Linked DNA regions of Mus musculus: region 2 is linked to region 1. The links are chromatin loops, found by intact Hi-C in ENCODE. Cell type or tissue: heart. All regions are shown on one strand. Each heading gives the region's core, and the rest is flanking DNA. Links, peaks and the distances in the headings are about the cores only.

Region 1 (7,531 bases), core at 1,599-6,598:
ACAGGGTTTCTCTGTGTATCCCTGGCTGTCTTGGAACTCTTTGAAGACCAGGCTGCCCTCGAACTCAGAAATCTGCCTGCCTCTGCCTCTGCTGGGATTAAAGGCGTGCGCTACCACGCCCGGCCAGTTTGGGACTACAGACCCTTCGCCTCAAGCTGCTTCAGCTGACAGGCCAAGGTTCAAGGTGTTCTCTTCCGCAGAGTTTATTGAACGACAGCATGCCAAGAACCGAACCTACTACTACCACCGACAGTACCGTCGAGTGCCAGACATCACAGAATGCAAAGAGGGTGATGTTCTGTGTATCTATGAGGCTGAGATGCAGTGGAGAAGGGACTTGTACGTAAGCAGCAGGGAACACTGGGCACTATTGGAACCCCATCTCTCCTGAAATGTTGATTCCCTGGGCTGAGGTTAATAGTCCTCTACCCTTTCAAATTCTTGAGACAGGCACTTTTCTCCTAATCTTTCAGCAAAGTTGACCAGGAGATCATGAACATCATCCAGGAGAGACTGAAGGCTTGTCAGCAGAGGGAGGGAGAGAACTACCAGCAGAACTGTGCCAAGGAACTGGAGCAGTTCACCAAAGTGACTAAAGCCTACCAGGACCGCTGTGAGCCCCCCAGCTTTGTGCCAACCCTTTCCTCTCCAGCTTTCCCCACCTATTTAACTGTTAGGCAGCTGGGGATCAGTTTTGAGTTTTCTCAGCCTCTAAGACCTTACCAAGCTCATTTAACAGCTCCCCATGCCCCCCTCCCTAATCTCTTTTCCAGACTTGGACCTGGGAGCCTACTATTCTGCCAGAAAGTGTCTGGCAAAGCAGAAGCAGAGGATGCTGGAAGAAAGGAAGGCTGCGAGGCAGGAGGCTGCTGCCTAGGTGACCAGAACTCTTCATTCCACTGCTAAAAATAAAGTCAAGAGTTTTGGACATAAACTGTGTTTCTGGTGACTAAATTGCACACAGCCATATCCTCTCAGGTTGTATTAGACAAGTCTACTGAAACCTCTGGGCTAGCCAGAGCTACATAGTATCATGTATGGGGGAGACAGACAAAAAAAAACATAATAATCAGCAGACTTAATTCTTTTATTTTTCTCATATAAAAACCCTTATGTGGTAGCCACAGCTGGAGCCTGGGTCCTCTGAACAGAGACTCTGGTGTGGGTTTTCACAAGATGATCCGTGAATTCCTAAAAAAAGAAGCAAGACTTTAGTATACAGCAGCATGCCCCAAACTCAGATAAGATAAAGGCAAACACACCAACCGAATCCGAATACCTGATAAGGAGACTTGGTGAAGACAGTCTCTTTCCAGAGGTCGGGAGTCAGGTAGCTGTAAGTCTTGGAGATGGCATCAAAGGTGGCCTTAGCTGTAAAATAGTAAGAGGGTTGGTGGCTTCATTAGAGTCCTGCCCACCAAGGTGCTGTTGCAATCCTAGGAACAGAGAAGCCACCTTGGGGCAGGTCTGCCATGCAACCTAAGCCGGGCATAGTGGCGCACACACTTGGGAGACAGAGGCAGGCAGATTTCGGTTTGAGGCCAGTCTCTGGTCTACAGAGTGAGTTCCAGGTCAGCCAGGACTATACAGAGAAACCCTGTCTCAAACAAACAAAAAGACACCAACCACACACTGGACCTGTGTGATCCAGCAGAGCTAAGAGAGGCCACAGTTAATTGTGAGATACCTACCAAAGTTGCCCAGGGTGGCAGTGCAGCCTCTGGCTGAAGTGTAGCAGTCATCTATACCGGCCATCATCAGGAGCTTCTTGGGCACAGGAGCAGAGACAATGCCAGTGCCTCTGGGGGCAGGGATGAGACGCACCAGCACAGAGCCACAGCGGCCTGTCACCTTGCATGGAACAGTGTGGGGCTTGCCAATCTTGTTCCCCCAGTAGCCTCTCCGCACAGGGACGATGGAAAGCTTGGCCAAGATGATGGCCCCTCGGATGGCAGTGGCAACCTCCTTGGAGCACTTAACACCAAGACCAACGTGACCATTGTAGTCCCCAATAGCGACGAAAGCCTATGAGAAGACTTAGGTGAAATGGCTGGAGACAGGTCATGGCACCAGCACATCCCAAAGAGGACCTGTGGTGCTCCTCTAGGCAAGAGAGGCCACTGTGAGGCCAATCCAAAGTCCTGAAGGAACTCGTTTTCTCTCTCTCTCCGTACGAAAGTCACACGGGTAAAACCTTGTGTAACCATGCAGAGTGAGAGAGTTTTGCTCAACCTCACGGCCAAAAAAGCAATCTTAACCAACCTTGAACCTGGTCCGCTGGCCAGCCCGAGTCTGCTTCTGCACTGGCATGATTTTCAGAACCTCATCCTTTAGGGACGCACCCAGGAAGAAATCAATGATCTCAGACTCCTTAATGGGCAGGGAGAACAGGTAGATCTCCTCCAAGGACTTGATCTTCATGTCCTTAACCAGACGGCCCAGCTTGGTGACGGGGATCCACTGAAGGAAGAAGACACCAGTCAAAGGGCTGCCTCTCGGTGCAGGGGCGAGCAGCCCGCCCCGCCAGCGGCCCAGACCTACCTCCTTGTCTTCAGCTTTACCTCCACGAGCCCCGCGGCCTCGACCACGGCCACGGCCTCGGCCACGACCACGGCCCCTAAGACCGCTGCCGAATCCTCCGCGGAAGCCGCCGCGGCCACCTAATCCTGGGCCCCCGGGTCCTCCGGGCCCTCCCGCTGCACCGGCGTCATCCGCCATTTGCTAGTGACAAAAAGAAGAGGAAAAAAAGGAAATCAGCAGAACGCTAGGCTGTGCGGTCCTGCCAAAACTGTGTCTGTCCGGATGTCCACGGATTCCCACGGCCCAGGCCGCAAAGCCAGGTCCCAGCAACATAGACTCACGTGTTCTCCCGAAGAAGAAGAAGAGGGAGGCGCCGCGGAAGGGACAATTTATAGTGCTCCAAGAAGCGCGAGATCTCGACTGCCTACGCACAGCACCCGCAGGCTGTGGTTGGCTGCGTCTTGTCCCGCCCCCGCCGTGATCTGTCTGCGCCTGCGGACTTTCCCTCGCCGAAGCCGCGCCCTACACCAGCCGGAAGGACGTATAAATACTCGCGCCCGCGCTGGGCCGTCCCGCTTGTGTCCAGGAACCCGTGGCGACGTTGGCGTGTTCGGGTAAGTCGCTCCTCACGGGCTTCTCCAGGCTTACGCAGTTGATCCAGTAAATGGGCGTTCGTTGAAAATCACCCTCGGCTTTGGCTTGTAGCCGGGGGTGAGATTCGGCGCCCAGAGCCACAGAGGCCTCAGCTCACCGCCCGCTGCCCCGGTGTGGGAGGGTGAAACCCAGGCCCCTACATTCCAGAGCGACTCTGCTGCCCCGCGGTCCGCCCTGTGGCCACAGTCTTAACCGCCTCATTTATTTCGCAGGTTCCCCTGGATATGGACGTTGCCGCCGCCTCCCGCAAGAATTGTCCTCTTTTCTCAAATAAAGTGATTTAACCTAACTTATCGTATGTTGGTGTTTTTTGGTTTTGGTTTTTCGAGATAGGGTTTCTCTGTATAGCCCTGGCTGTCCTGGAACTCACTCTGTAGACCAGGCTGGCCTCGAACTCAAAAATCCGCCTGCCGCTGCCTCCCAAGTGCTGGGATTAAAGGCGTCCGCCACCACGCCCGACGAGACATTTTTTTAAAAGATTTATGTATGTGAGTACACACTGTAGTTGTACAGATGGTTGTGAGCCTTCATGTGGTTGTTGGGAATTGAATTTAGGACCTCTGCTTGCTCTGGCCCAAAGATTTATTTATTATTTTAAGTTCACTGTAGCTGTCTTCAAACACACCAGAAGAGGGCATCAGATCTCAAGGGTGGTTGTGAGCCACCATGTGGTTACTGGAATTTGAACTCAGTACCTTTGGAAGGGTAGTCGGTGCTCTTACCCACTGAGCCACAGCCCGACGTTTTTTAAAAGATGACCACCTACGCTAAAATAAATTTACAGGAATGTGTTTGCATTTTTTTTTCAAGTAGGGTACCAGTGGTGACCACTAAAGTTCACCTTAGTAAACCAATAAAAATCTCAGTTTACTGAGCGTGTGGCCCCACAACAGTCCAGGTCAGATCATGACCTGGAGTGGCCTTTATGTATACTGTTGTAGCTCCCAAGATGGCCTTCACTGAAAGGGTATGAAACAGTATTTCGTTGTGTAGCTCTGGCTGTCCTGGAACTCACTTTAGATCAGACTGGCCTCAAATTCAAAGAGATGCCTCTGCCTCCTCTGTTGAGATTAAAGGAATGTACCACCACCACGGCCTGGCTAAAAGGAAGACTTTGATGGAATGTTAGCAGCTCCACTACTGTTGTCTTAGACCTACCTCATGTCCTTACTATGATTATGTGGCCAGTGTGACCTCTGTACCAATATGGAGACCTTGTTACACCCAAGGGGAAAAGACAACACTTCACTATATTCACAACTCCATTGTCTACCCAAAGGCTTTCAATTTACAGTTGAAAAACCTCTGGGCTTTTCCACAGATGAATCTCCTGCCATGGAACTTCTTTTTGTTTTTTCCCCCCATGACAGGGTTTCTCTGTGTAGCCCTGGCTGTCCTCAAACTCAGAAATCTGCCTGCCTCTGTCCCCCAAGTGGGGGGATTAAAGGCGTGCGCCACCACCGCCCAGCTAGAACTTGGTTCTTGATGAAGGGATGTTAGTGGAGAACTTCAACACCTAAACTGAGTACCCAGTCAGTGGAGGAGCCGCTGGGATCTTGCTGGCTTCAGGGAACCAGCCTCTACAAGCTTGGTTCTCTAGCTGTCAGCCACAACCAAGGCAACACAATGAATCCATAGACTACTGAATTGAGGCCACCCACCTTTGGAGGGAAGCTAAGGGTAGGTGGTCATGAAGTAGGTTCCAGTGGGCTCTGGAGCAGAGCTGTGATTGGCCCACGCTGGACAATGCCACTGTGATGTCAGTCCACACGTGCTGTCAAATGGAGGCTCCTGAACTCTTGGTCTCAGTGGAGCTGCTGTCCAGATACAGATCATGGTGAGCCCCCCGTCTCTTCACCAGCTCTGAGATTGTACTCAATTCCAGGCAGATGCCCAACTATCTAGAAATAGATTCTATCTCCCTCTTGAGAATGGATGACAGTCCTTTTCTGGGACAAAAAAATTTTCAGAAGGCTCTTAGCTGGTATGTACTAGAAACATTCCAGCTTCTTCAGGCAAGAGTTGGCAGTCTTGGGAGTCAGCCCCCACAGATCCACCCTTGAAGTGGGTGCAGACCCCTCTAAGCTCTGTCCTTAAATTTCTTTGGATAGCCGTCCTCCCTATCAAAATATTGCAGGGTTATCTGGCTGGTATTAGTACTTGTGGCAGGGGCTTGGAGGCTTGGCCCTAACGCTGACCTGGTCTTTGCAGAGTGGTGGGTACGATCTCAACCTCTTTGCCAGCCCTCCTGACTGCAAGTTCCTGTGTTCTGTCTGCCATGGGGTTCTCAAGAGGCCAACGAGGTTGCCGTGCAGTCACATCTTCTGTAAAAAGTGCATCTTCAGGTGGCTAGCCAGGTATGTCGGGAATGCAGGTAGGTGAGGCTGGGGGCTCATTCCTGTGGCCAAGAATGGGAAAGTCTACCAAAAGCTGGGTTCCAATGGCTATAAGACTCAATTACAAAGTCTAGGACACTAAGCATGTGTGTGCCCTGGCTCCATGTGTCTGAAGTCCCTAGCTTCAGCTTGGAGCAAAAAGCTCACTGTAATGCCCACTTTATGCCTCCAGACAGAAAGGAGGGGCTAGCTGGGTTTCCCCATGAAGACTTGCTCTGGCACGCATATGACCTCCACCATCATACTCATGTCTCCTTCTAGACAAAACACCTGTCCATGCTGTAGAAAAGAGGTGACAAGGAGAAAGATGGTCGAAGTGAATAAACTCCGAAAAACCATTGGCCGCCTACAAGTCAAGGTAGCTCTGAGCATCCACTCCCATCCTCCTGTGGCAGTGGGGGGCTGGGGGTGGTAGGAACAGAAGAGGTGGAAAGAACCAAGAGTAGGCCAAAGGTCATTGAGATGACAGAAGAGTATGAGTCTACCACTTGCTGTGCCTGTCCCTTAGAACTTCAGGTAGGAATTATGAATCTGCCATTACTCTTCAGCCCTCTAACTTTATAAAATGAAAAAGCTTGGAATCACAAAAGTTCAGGAAGCTCTAGAGCTTGTTTCATAGTCTGTGGATTACCATAGATTAAGGATCACCTGGGAGCCCCAGCTAGCAGTGACTAACCTAGTTTAATCCATACTGAGCTTTCTCATACTCCCTAGTGCAAGAACGCTGCAGCCGGCTGCTTGGACACACACCCTCTGGCTCATCGCAAGGAGCATCAGGACTCATGCCCCTTTGAGCTGATGGCCTGCCCCAATGAGGGTTGCACTGTGCAGGTGCTGCGAGGGGTCCTGGATGAACACCGCCAGCATTGCCAGCAGAATGGACAGCAGCGCTGCCCCTTAGGCTGTGGGTCCACCCTGGCTGCCTTGGAAGGTGAGCACCACAACTGCTACCGCGAGCTACGTGATGCTTGGGTCCAACGCCATGAGCGCAACCGGACCCTGCTGCTGGGCCTGCTGGGGCGTGTACGCCGGGTGCACCTCACCACCAGCATCATCCACCAGCAGCTGGCACAGCTGAGCAACTTCCTGGAGGATGATGATAACCTGCTCCTGAATGCCCAGGTGCAAGAGACTGAGGTTACCCCGGAGGCTGAGATGAGGGGTACGCAGGGCCAAAGTGTCTTATAGAGGAGTTAAATAAACACTGAACCCAGGCCTGGCCCACCTCACACCTCAAGTCCTCCTTGCCTTCTCTGTTCCGTTGTCCTTGTCATCCCTGCAAATCTTCCATATTAGACACTGCCCTTTCTTCCCTGGACTGTTCTCCCAGACTTTTTTTTCCCCCACTGAGACAGGATTTCTCGGTAGCTCTGGCTGTGTCACCACCACCCCACCACCTCCCAGACACTTCTTTCTCCGGTTAGATCTATCACTGAATAGTCCCCATCCTGCAAAGCTCTTCCCTTCTTCGTTAACCCACCTTGTCTCTCCATGGGTCTCCTGCACTTTCCTACCAGACTTAATAGCTTCCTAGCTGGTACTACAAATGACTCAAAATCCTAATGAAGAATAGAAGTTAAAGAAATCTGTGTTCTCTTGTACTTAGTCTCCTCTGCATTCCTCAAAGCCAGCCAACCGGCTCTGAGCCCAAAGCACCATGCCCAGAAGACCACAGGCCACAGCTTTACAACTTCAATAGCTCAGATGTTGACGCAGCTTTACTACCTAACGTACAATGCTCCCTCCTGCCCTCTGCCCTCCCTTGCTAAATCTGCATTGACACTTAATCTGCGTTAAGTACTGTGAATTTTCTCTCCTCCCTGGATACCCTACTTGGTCCATTGAAAATGTGAGCTATGTAAGAGCGAGAGTTTTAAGCCACGAATAATGCTGCACACCTTTAGAACTCTGGCAGAGGCAGATGGCTCTCTGTGAGTTCAAGGCCTACCCGGTCTACATAC
Region 2 (7,531 bases), core at 1,560-6,559, 300 kb after region 1:
CTTAAACAGCAAGCACCCCCAAAATAGCACTAGAAAAAAATCTTACAGAGGATTACCTAGTGCTGGACTTTTTATTATTCTCTTTGACTCCTAGCAAGCTCTTCTTTTTCACTCCTGATAAATCCATTCTCCCCTTCTTCAAGGCAGCAATGTCGGCCTCACTTATCTGAACTCTCACTTCTAACTTGAGTCTGAGAAACGATCCCTAATCGATTGCAATTTACGCCAAAGAGCAGCCTAGTAACAAGATAAAAGGATTGAAATAGAGCAAACCAATTGACAAAGCATCAACTCTATTTTGCATCAAAGACCGTTGAGCACACAGGACAGAAGCACAGCAAACAGCAAGTGTCCACACAGCCTTGACACCCAGGGCCCTCATTAGCGCGCCATGGAGGCCTTTCCTACTCTTAGAGGCCACCTTAGGTTTTTTATTTGAGAAAGAAAGGCAAAATGTATTACATGTCTAAGGTACAGGCATATTAAGATTCTTCTTTGTTTTCCTTAATGAAGTGGGAGAGGTAATTGTAGCTACATTTGGTTTTTTAGGGCCTGTCCCACACTAGAGTTCACCAAGTTTGATGATGAACCAGCCACCTGTAGATGGCTTTCAAAATATTAGACACCACAATGGCCTCAGAGGAGAAAAACCCAGATTTGTCTTATTGGCATTGTTTTCTTTAAGGATACAATGAGTAACGAGTAGCTGGCACTTTGAGTGACAAGCATCAAAACATTACTCAACACAACACAACGTGCAAAACCTCACAGGAGAGCACTAAGACAGAACCGAAAGCTGGAGCGGCGGTGCAAGCCTTCAACCACAGCACAGGGGAGGCAGAGGCAGGCTGATTCAGAGCTATTCCAGGACAGCCAAAGCGACATAAAGAAACCCTGCCTGGGAGGAAAAAAAAAGAAAAAAAAGAAAAAGGCAAGAAAAAAAGTAAGACTGTCAGGTAGGTAAACCATAAACAAATAAGGGGAAAATGTGACTTGGTAGATCTAGTCAGCAGTCAGGTAGGCACAACTGTTGAAACCTCTGAATGGGTTGAGATCTTATAGGCAGTGTTAAGGGTTTAGCAATAATGCCACGTAACAGTAAGTACTCAACTAAAGACAGCTAATTCTCCCTGGGACTTCTCTTGGAGCAAAATACAAAAAAAGGCCTCAGGATACATCCTAACTCTTCTTCCTCACCTTCCTCAAGTGTAAGGCGAGAATACATCTTTTCAGAAACAGGGCCCTTCTAAATGCTGCTGAATAAGTCTAGCTCATGAGAACAGTTCCCTTCCACTACTTTGACAAATAGAAATGGCAAATGATTACCTATCTAGCTTCTTTCCAGGACTATATCTTTTCAGCTATCTTCCATGGTCTGGAGTAAGCAAGCAAGCAAGCCTGTGTTTCAGGCTTCAAGTCTTTTTTTTTTTTTTTCTCGAGACAGGGTTTCTCTGGGCAGTCCTGGCTGTCCTGGAACCCACTCTGTAGACCAGGCTGGCTTCAAGAAATCCACCTGCCTCTGCCTCTCAAGTGCTGGGATTAAAGGCCTGTGCCACCACTGTCCAGCTGTGGCACTCATTCTTAATTTTTTTTTTTTTTTTTGCTATCCTGTAGCTCTGGCTGTCACAGAGATTCCCCCACTTTTGTTTCCCAAGTGCTGGGATTAAAGCTGTGTACCATGACACCTTGCTGGGACTCATCCTTCCTGTCTCCTGAGTACAGGAACCAAAGGCTTATTCTATTAAAGACAAGGTCTCTAGCCCAGGCTGGCTTCAAATGTTCTATGTAGGATGACTTGAATCTCCTGCCTCCGCCTGGGATTATAGGCTTTCGATATGGAGCTGGAGACTGAAACCAGGGCTTTGTGCACAACAGGCAAAAGCATACTACCAAGTTAAGTAATCCTGACAATTAGCTCCCTAAACCTTGCTTGGCTAAATCAATCTATCAATCTGGCAAGGCACCCAGCTAAAAGCTCAGTGGTAAGTTTGATTTCTGGCTGCTTAGTTAACTGTGTTACAGCTCAGCTGACTTTTGGATGAGATCACTAAAAGCAGCACTGTCCATGAGTGTGAACCATGAGCACACCCTTTAATCTCCTTTCAGCCAAGTCACAAAAGTTAGTGAAACCTTTCTTATTTTTTTTAGAAACAAGAACTGGGAAATGAGGCTCTCGAGTTCAAAGGTCTGTCCTGGTCTACTTCCAGGACAGGCAAGGCTACACGAAGTAACACTGAGCCCAGTATACTCAACAAGACCTCTACCATTCACAAGTACTGACAGTCCAAAATTAAAGGCTTTTTCCCCCCTATTGAAACATGGTCTCACTAGGCAGCCCTGGCTAGCCTAGGTTGATCAAGCTAGCCTCAAACTCTGACTTGCCATCTGAGTGCTGGGATTAAAGGCAGTGTGTGGGTCCCAAAACTAGTTTTTAACAAAATGAACATTACCTTTGTAACATATAATCAACATAAAATTACTAAATTTCTTGTGGGTTTTCTATACTAAGTCATTTAAATCTGGTATGTACTTTTGGGGTTTGGGTTACTATTCAAGTGCTTCATACCAGTGACAAAGGGTAGAGATCACCCTTGTGCACCCGCACCCCGACCTGCTGGAATGTACTTTATGAAACAGGCAGAACCCATTGTTAAGCAGTCTACAAATTATGAACTGCGGCGTAAGCGAACTCTTTGCTGGGTGTGGTCGAGTGCTAGAAAGCAAAGGTGAGGGTCTCTGTTCACTCAAGCTCAGGTAACAGCTCAGGACCTTGGTCACCTCTCCCATCCTCCGGAAAGGTGTGCGTCCAACAGTCAGAGAGAGGAGAAAACAAATGGTTAAATCTCGAGCAGAGGGCGTCTTGGCAATCTGAAAGCACTCTCTACATATAAAAGCACATCGGAGACACAGTGCCTACGAAGTAACACAAGGTAGAGAAAGCAAGCCTCCACCACGTCTCTACCATCAACCATAACCTTCCCATATCCTCTCCCGCTGAGCTCCGTAACCGTGCTCGGTCCATCCTAGGACGGATCCTCAATGCCCAGAACTGAGAACTGCACACTGGATTCCGACAGACACTCGTGGAAAGAGATCTTTAAAGGAAACCAACCTTTTAGGCCGGCTCGCAATCTGCACCGTCCGCTCCGGCCACAGACATCGACCTCGCCTCCCACCCTCTTTCTCCACTCACTACTCAGGTCGGGCCCGGTGTGGCGAGCCTAGGTCTCCAGCCTGACAAGAAAACAAGAGAAGCGGCAGGGCTCGCAGCTGCTGGAGTCCTGCAGGCTAAAGCGGGTCGCCGCCGAGCGAACCGTGCGGGATCACCCTTCCGTCGGTGACCGCCTCGACCACTTCCGGGCCGCGGCCTCGACACCTCCCACTCCGCCCGACCTGAACCACACTCTCTCCTCGGGCTCTGTTCCTCGCCGGCGGGCCTCTGCCGCACTGAGGAACGCAACCGGCTCCACGATGCGCCCCGCCAAGCCTGGCAGAAGGTCCCCGGAGGTCGGATGCAGCCGGATTCCTACCCCGACTTACATCTTCCCAAGGCCGCCACCTCCTCCCGCTCTTCTCAGACCAGGACGCCGGCGCAACTTTGTCGTCAGAGGTGAGAAGCGGGAAGGCGCAGCCGTCGTCGCGCGACGATGACGTAAGCACACTCAGCCAATGCAAGTTAGCGGTGGAGGACTAAAGGACAGCAACTGTGTGTGGGCGGAGCGTCGTAGCGCCTACGGTCCCCCCCCCCGCCCCCCCTCCCCGACTGGTCTAAAGTTTCCTGGACTTGTTTTGCTCATTCTGAAGCGCGCGATGATTGGCTGACCGGCACCAGAGGTTTGTGCTCTTTGGCGCCTACCGGATCTGTGTGGATGGAGCTACTCGGGTTGCCTCTGCTGTCATTAGGATCTAAGGCACCCTGCTGAGGCCGCGTTATTGTAGTAAAGGGACAGGCTGGTACGGACGGTGAGTTCCTATGGTCAAGTCTCTGGTAGTTAGTGGTGATTGCATAGATATGGTCTCTGTGCTGGTGGGATACAGCTGACTGGGTGTAGCGGGCGGCCGATGAGGCCAGAAAGGAAAAAAGTTTGAGGAAATGTTGAAGGAGGTTTCTCCCAGGAGACATTTCTGACAAGAATGCGTGGGGCAGAAGGAACAGCAAAGGCGTTCAGGATCGCTGGGAGAAGAAGAGGCACGCTAGTCTATACCGGGGTTACGTCAGTAACTTCTTAGCAAGGACATAGAGGATCTGGTCTCTGCACGAGGCTAAAGAGTAGCACCCGCCGTAGTGCCCCGCCTCCCGACTTTGCCAACACATTCTTTTGTTTGTTTGTTTGTTTGTTTTGTAGCCCTGGCTGTCCTGGAACTCACTCTGTAGACCAGGCTAGGCTGGCCTAGAACTCAGAAATCTGCCTGCCTCTGCCTCCCAACTGCTGGGATTAAAGACGAGCGCCACCGCCCGGTTTGCCTAGCACATTCTTGCTCCGTTATTTGCGGAAGAAAGGGATATGCACACAATCCCCGCGGTTATCTAAGTAGATTTGAGGCAGGAACGAAGAAAGAGGAACAGAGCTAAGGTGAGCTTCAGGAGGAAGGTACAAAGGTGACTTAGATTTGGATTACATATTGCTGTGAAAGATAGGAAAGTGGCCAATGTGCACTTTGGTGATCCCGGAGAGATGGAGAGAAGAGATTATCTCGGTCCAAGGAGCTGGGTGTGTCCTGTGGGACAGTCAGGAAGAGGAGCCTGCTTCTGAAGTCTGCTTTCCTGAGGTATTCATTTTTTGGGGTGGGGTTAGCAGATCTAGACAGTTTGGTCTGGTACCCTTGTTGGATTTAAGATTATTTAATGTATAGGATATTAGGGATAAGCTGATTTTCTTGCATTGCTGTTGTGTCTGCTGTGGTCAGACATGAGTGGTAAGTGGATGCTAGCTGTTCTCTGGTGGAACGGAACAAATAAACGATGACCCTCACTTACATCATCCAGTCTGGGTTATTCACACTAGAAAGGCTGAGAGCCAGTAGCTTTCTAAGAAACTACATGTCCTTGTAGTCTTAATCTGGTGCTGAAATCATGGCGGGTTCCTGGTCTTCAGCACTAGTTGGAAGGCTGAAGAAGCTGGGCCCTGATGTCAGTGAAAGATGGCAGCAAAAAGGTAGACGGACTAGTGAGAGAAAAGCCACAAAAGCAAATCTCGCACTGCCTACAAAGACACTGGGAAGTGCTGGTCAGGTTCAGGTTGGGCCTTCACACTTAATCACAAAGCTCCCTCACCGGTGTGCCCCGAGGTGCGTTAATTCTGAATCCAATCAAGTTGACAACCAAGATTAACCATCTCAGTGGGTCAGAAGAGCAGTGGTCCAGGGACTTCAGCCGGTTCTTGTAGGGAAAGGGCCCTGTGATGATGTAGTAATGCTCACACAGGGAGCATGTACCATTCTGTGAAGATTAATGGTGTCTGTGATTAGAGAGGCTAATAGAGTTTTTGGTCCAGAACAGCACGGACACCCTAGAAACCCTAGAAATCTGGGGTCACCCCAGATGGCTGGTGAGGACCGAAGAAGCTGGGCTAACAGCTTCTCCCCTGCTTTTCCCCTAATGTTCAAAGTAATTTAATTTGGCATGTATGTAAGTATGTAATTTAATTTGGCACATGTGTAAGTTTTTTTTTTTAAGATTTATTTATTATTATATCTAAGTACACTGTAGCTGTCTTCAGATGCACCAGAAGAGGGCATCAGATCTCATTGTCTTTGGAAGAGCAGTCGGTGCTCTTAACCACTGAGCCATCTCTCCAGCCCACGTATGTAAGTTTTAACATAAATTAAATCTAAAGCATGATTTACTCAGAGGTGTTGATAAAAATTTGTTGCTAAGCCGGGTGTGGTGGCGCACGCCTTTGATCCCAGCACTCGGGAGGCAGAGGCAGTTGGATTTCTGAGTTCAAGGCCAGCCTGGTCTACAAAGTGAGTTCCAGGACAGCCAGGACTACACAGAGAAACCCTGTCTCAAAAACACCAAAAAAAAAAAAAAAAAAAATTTGTTGCTAAATATCCTGGGCTTTATAAATCAAGTGTACCATCAAGCTGCTGAGCTCTGAAAGCTGAGCTTCCTGGCTTTTACTATTTTGAGAATTAGCAGAAAGATTGTGAGAACTGAATCTTTGGACCCTTCTTTCTTTTCTTCCAAGAGTCTGAGCCTTACTTATCCCAGCATGTTGCTAACCTATGGAGGCCAAGATGGCTAAGGGCCACCAAGCTAGGATTTCCGGGGACCCAGGGTATCTGTAGCCCCAGTTTGCTGGAAGACACATGAATTGCTGGCCGCAATTGAGGGCATTTGAGCCTTGGTAAGTACTCTATGCTCCCTTCTTTCTTTTCTCAAGGTTCAAAGTCAGCCTGGTCCAGAGTGAGTTTCAGACAGCCAGGGCTGCTATACGTAGAAACCCTGTCTCAAAAAACAAAACAACAGGGGCTGGAGAGATGGCTCAGGGGTTAAGAGCACTGACTGCTCTTCCAGAGGTCCTGAAATCAATTCCCACCAACCACATGATGGCTTATAACCATCTGTAATGGGATCTGATGCCATCTCCTAGCATGCAGGTGTACATACAGATAGGACACTCAGATACTTAAATAAATCTTTTTTTAAATGCCATAATGCATAATAGAGAGACCCTGTCTCAAACAAAACAAAAAATAGAAAAAGACAAGCAAGGGCTGAGTGGGGTGGCTCACACCTCACTCCCAGCCCTTGGGAAGCAGAAGCAGGTGGATCTGTTTATTTGGTTTTGAGACAGGGTTTCTCTGGGTAGCCCTGGCTGTCCTGGAGCTTGTATAGAGCCTCACCAGGCTCTGCCTCCATATCCAGCTTTGAAGACTTTTTAAAGGCATATGTGCTATGGAAACTAATTTGAAGTTCTATAAATAAATGTTTCAGAGACTGGCTAAAAACATCGTTGCTTAGTGTGGTAGCACATGCTTTTAATTCCAGTATTTGGGAGGCAGGAATAGGGAGATCTCTGAGTTTGAAGGTAGCCTAGTCTCCAGAGAGTTTCAGGCTAATCAGGGCTACATCGTAAGATCTTGTCTCAAAACACTAGAGAAACTGGGGCAATGGCTCAGTGATTGAGAACACTTATGCACATAATGAGATTCATGCTCATCCTGGTGGGCAAAACTCATACATGGAAATAAATATTGAAAAAATTAAAACAATAAAACAACTTGTCTTTTGTTTTGTTTTGTTTTGTTTTGTTTTGTTTTTCGAGACAGGGTTTTTCTGTATAGCCTTGGCTGTCCTAGAACTCACTTTGTAGACCAGGCTGGCCTTGAACTCAGAAATCCACCTGCCTCTGCCTCCCGAGTGCTGGGATCAAAGGCGTGCGCCACTACCATCTGGCCAGGACCCACTTTTTATCTTGCACTAGTTCATACTGTCTGCCTGGATGTAGACAGGACCCACTTTTTATCTTGCACTAGTTCATACTGTCTGCTTGGTGTAGACAGAACCCACTTTTTATTTGCCTTT

What was found. Hi-C counts contacts between places; a loop is a spot of excess contacts. Peaks named below come from ENCODE experiments on the same cell type or tissue, not always from the same donor. Only the 100,000 strongest peaks of a DNase experiment are listed, where the experiment ranks them.
Region 2: a loop joins it to region 1, with 3 times the contacts of the local background. A loop is called at or near these places in 1 of 42 quality-filtered maps.

The regions. Positions count from the first base shown.
Region 1 is chr17:24,715,463-24,722,993 of GRCm38, reverse strand. It overlaps Rnf151 (ring finger protein 151), which reads left to right and starts at 4,937. Exons shown (of 4, transcript NM_026205.3): 1 at 4,937-5,011; 2 at 5,386-5,531; 3 at 5,832-5,928; 4 at 6,285-7,155. The coding sequence starts at 5,009. The coding sequence ends at 6,758. It overlaps Rps2 (ribosomal protein S2), which reads right to left and starts at 2,931. Exons shown (of 6, transcript NM_008503.5): 1 at 2,862-2,931; 2 at 2,542-2,721; 3 at 2,263-2,460; 4 at 1,692-2,025; 5 at 1,280-1,371; 6 at 1,067-1,191. The coding sequence starts at 2,718. The coding sequence ends at 1,111. It overlaps Snhg9 (small nucleolar RNA host gene 9), which reads left to right and starts at 3,029. Exons shown (of 2, transcript NR_027900.2): 1 at 3,029-3,134; 2 at 3,387-3,463. It overlaps Snora78 (small nucleolar RNA, H/ACA box 7), which reads left to right and starts at 3,162; the gene lies at 3,162-3,318. It also overlaps Snora64 and Ndufb10. In heart, for the core only: a CTCF peak has its summit at 3,833 (motif pointing right); a DNase peak (open chromatin) is centred at 2,893; H3K4me3 peaks cover 3,039 bases; H3K27ac peaks cover 1,887 bases.
Region 2 is chr17:24,410,744-24,418,274 of GRCm38, reverse strand. It overlaps Rnps1 (RNA binding protein with serine rich domain 1), which reads right to left and starts at 3,600. Exons shown (of 9, transcript NM_009070.2): 1 at 3,541-3,600; 2 at 3,113-3,234; 3 at 57-237. The coding sequence starts at 127. It overlaps D330041H03Rik (RIKEN cDNA D330041H03 gene), which reads left to right and starts at 3,762. Exons shown (of 6, transcript NR_033554.1): 1 at 3,762-3,963; 2 at 4,347-4,574; 3 at 5,701-5,808; 4 at 6,192-6,350. In heart, for the core only: CTCF peaks have their summits at 4,457 and 5,731 (motif pointing right); a DNase peak (open chromatin) is centred at 3,694; H3K4me3 peaks cover 3,162 bases; H3K27ac peaks cover 2,325 bases.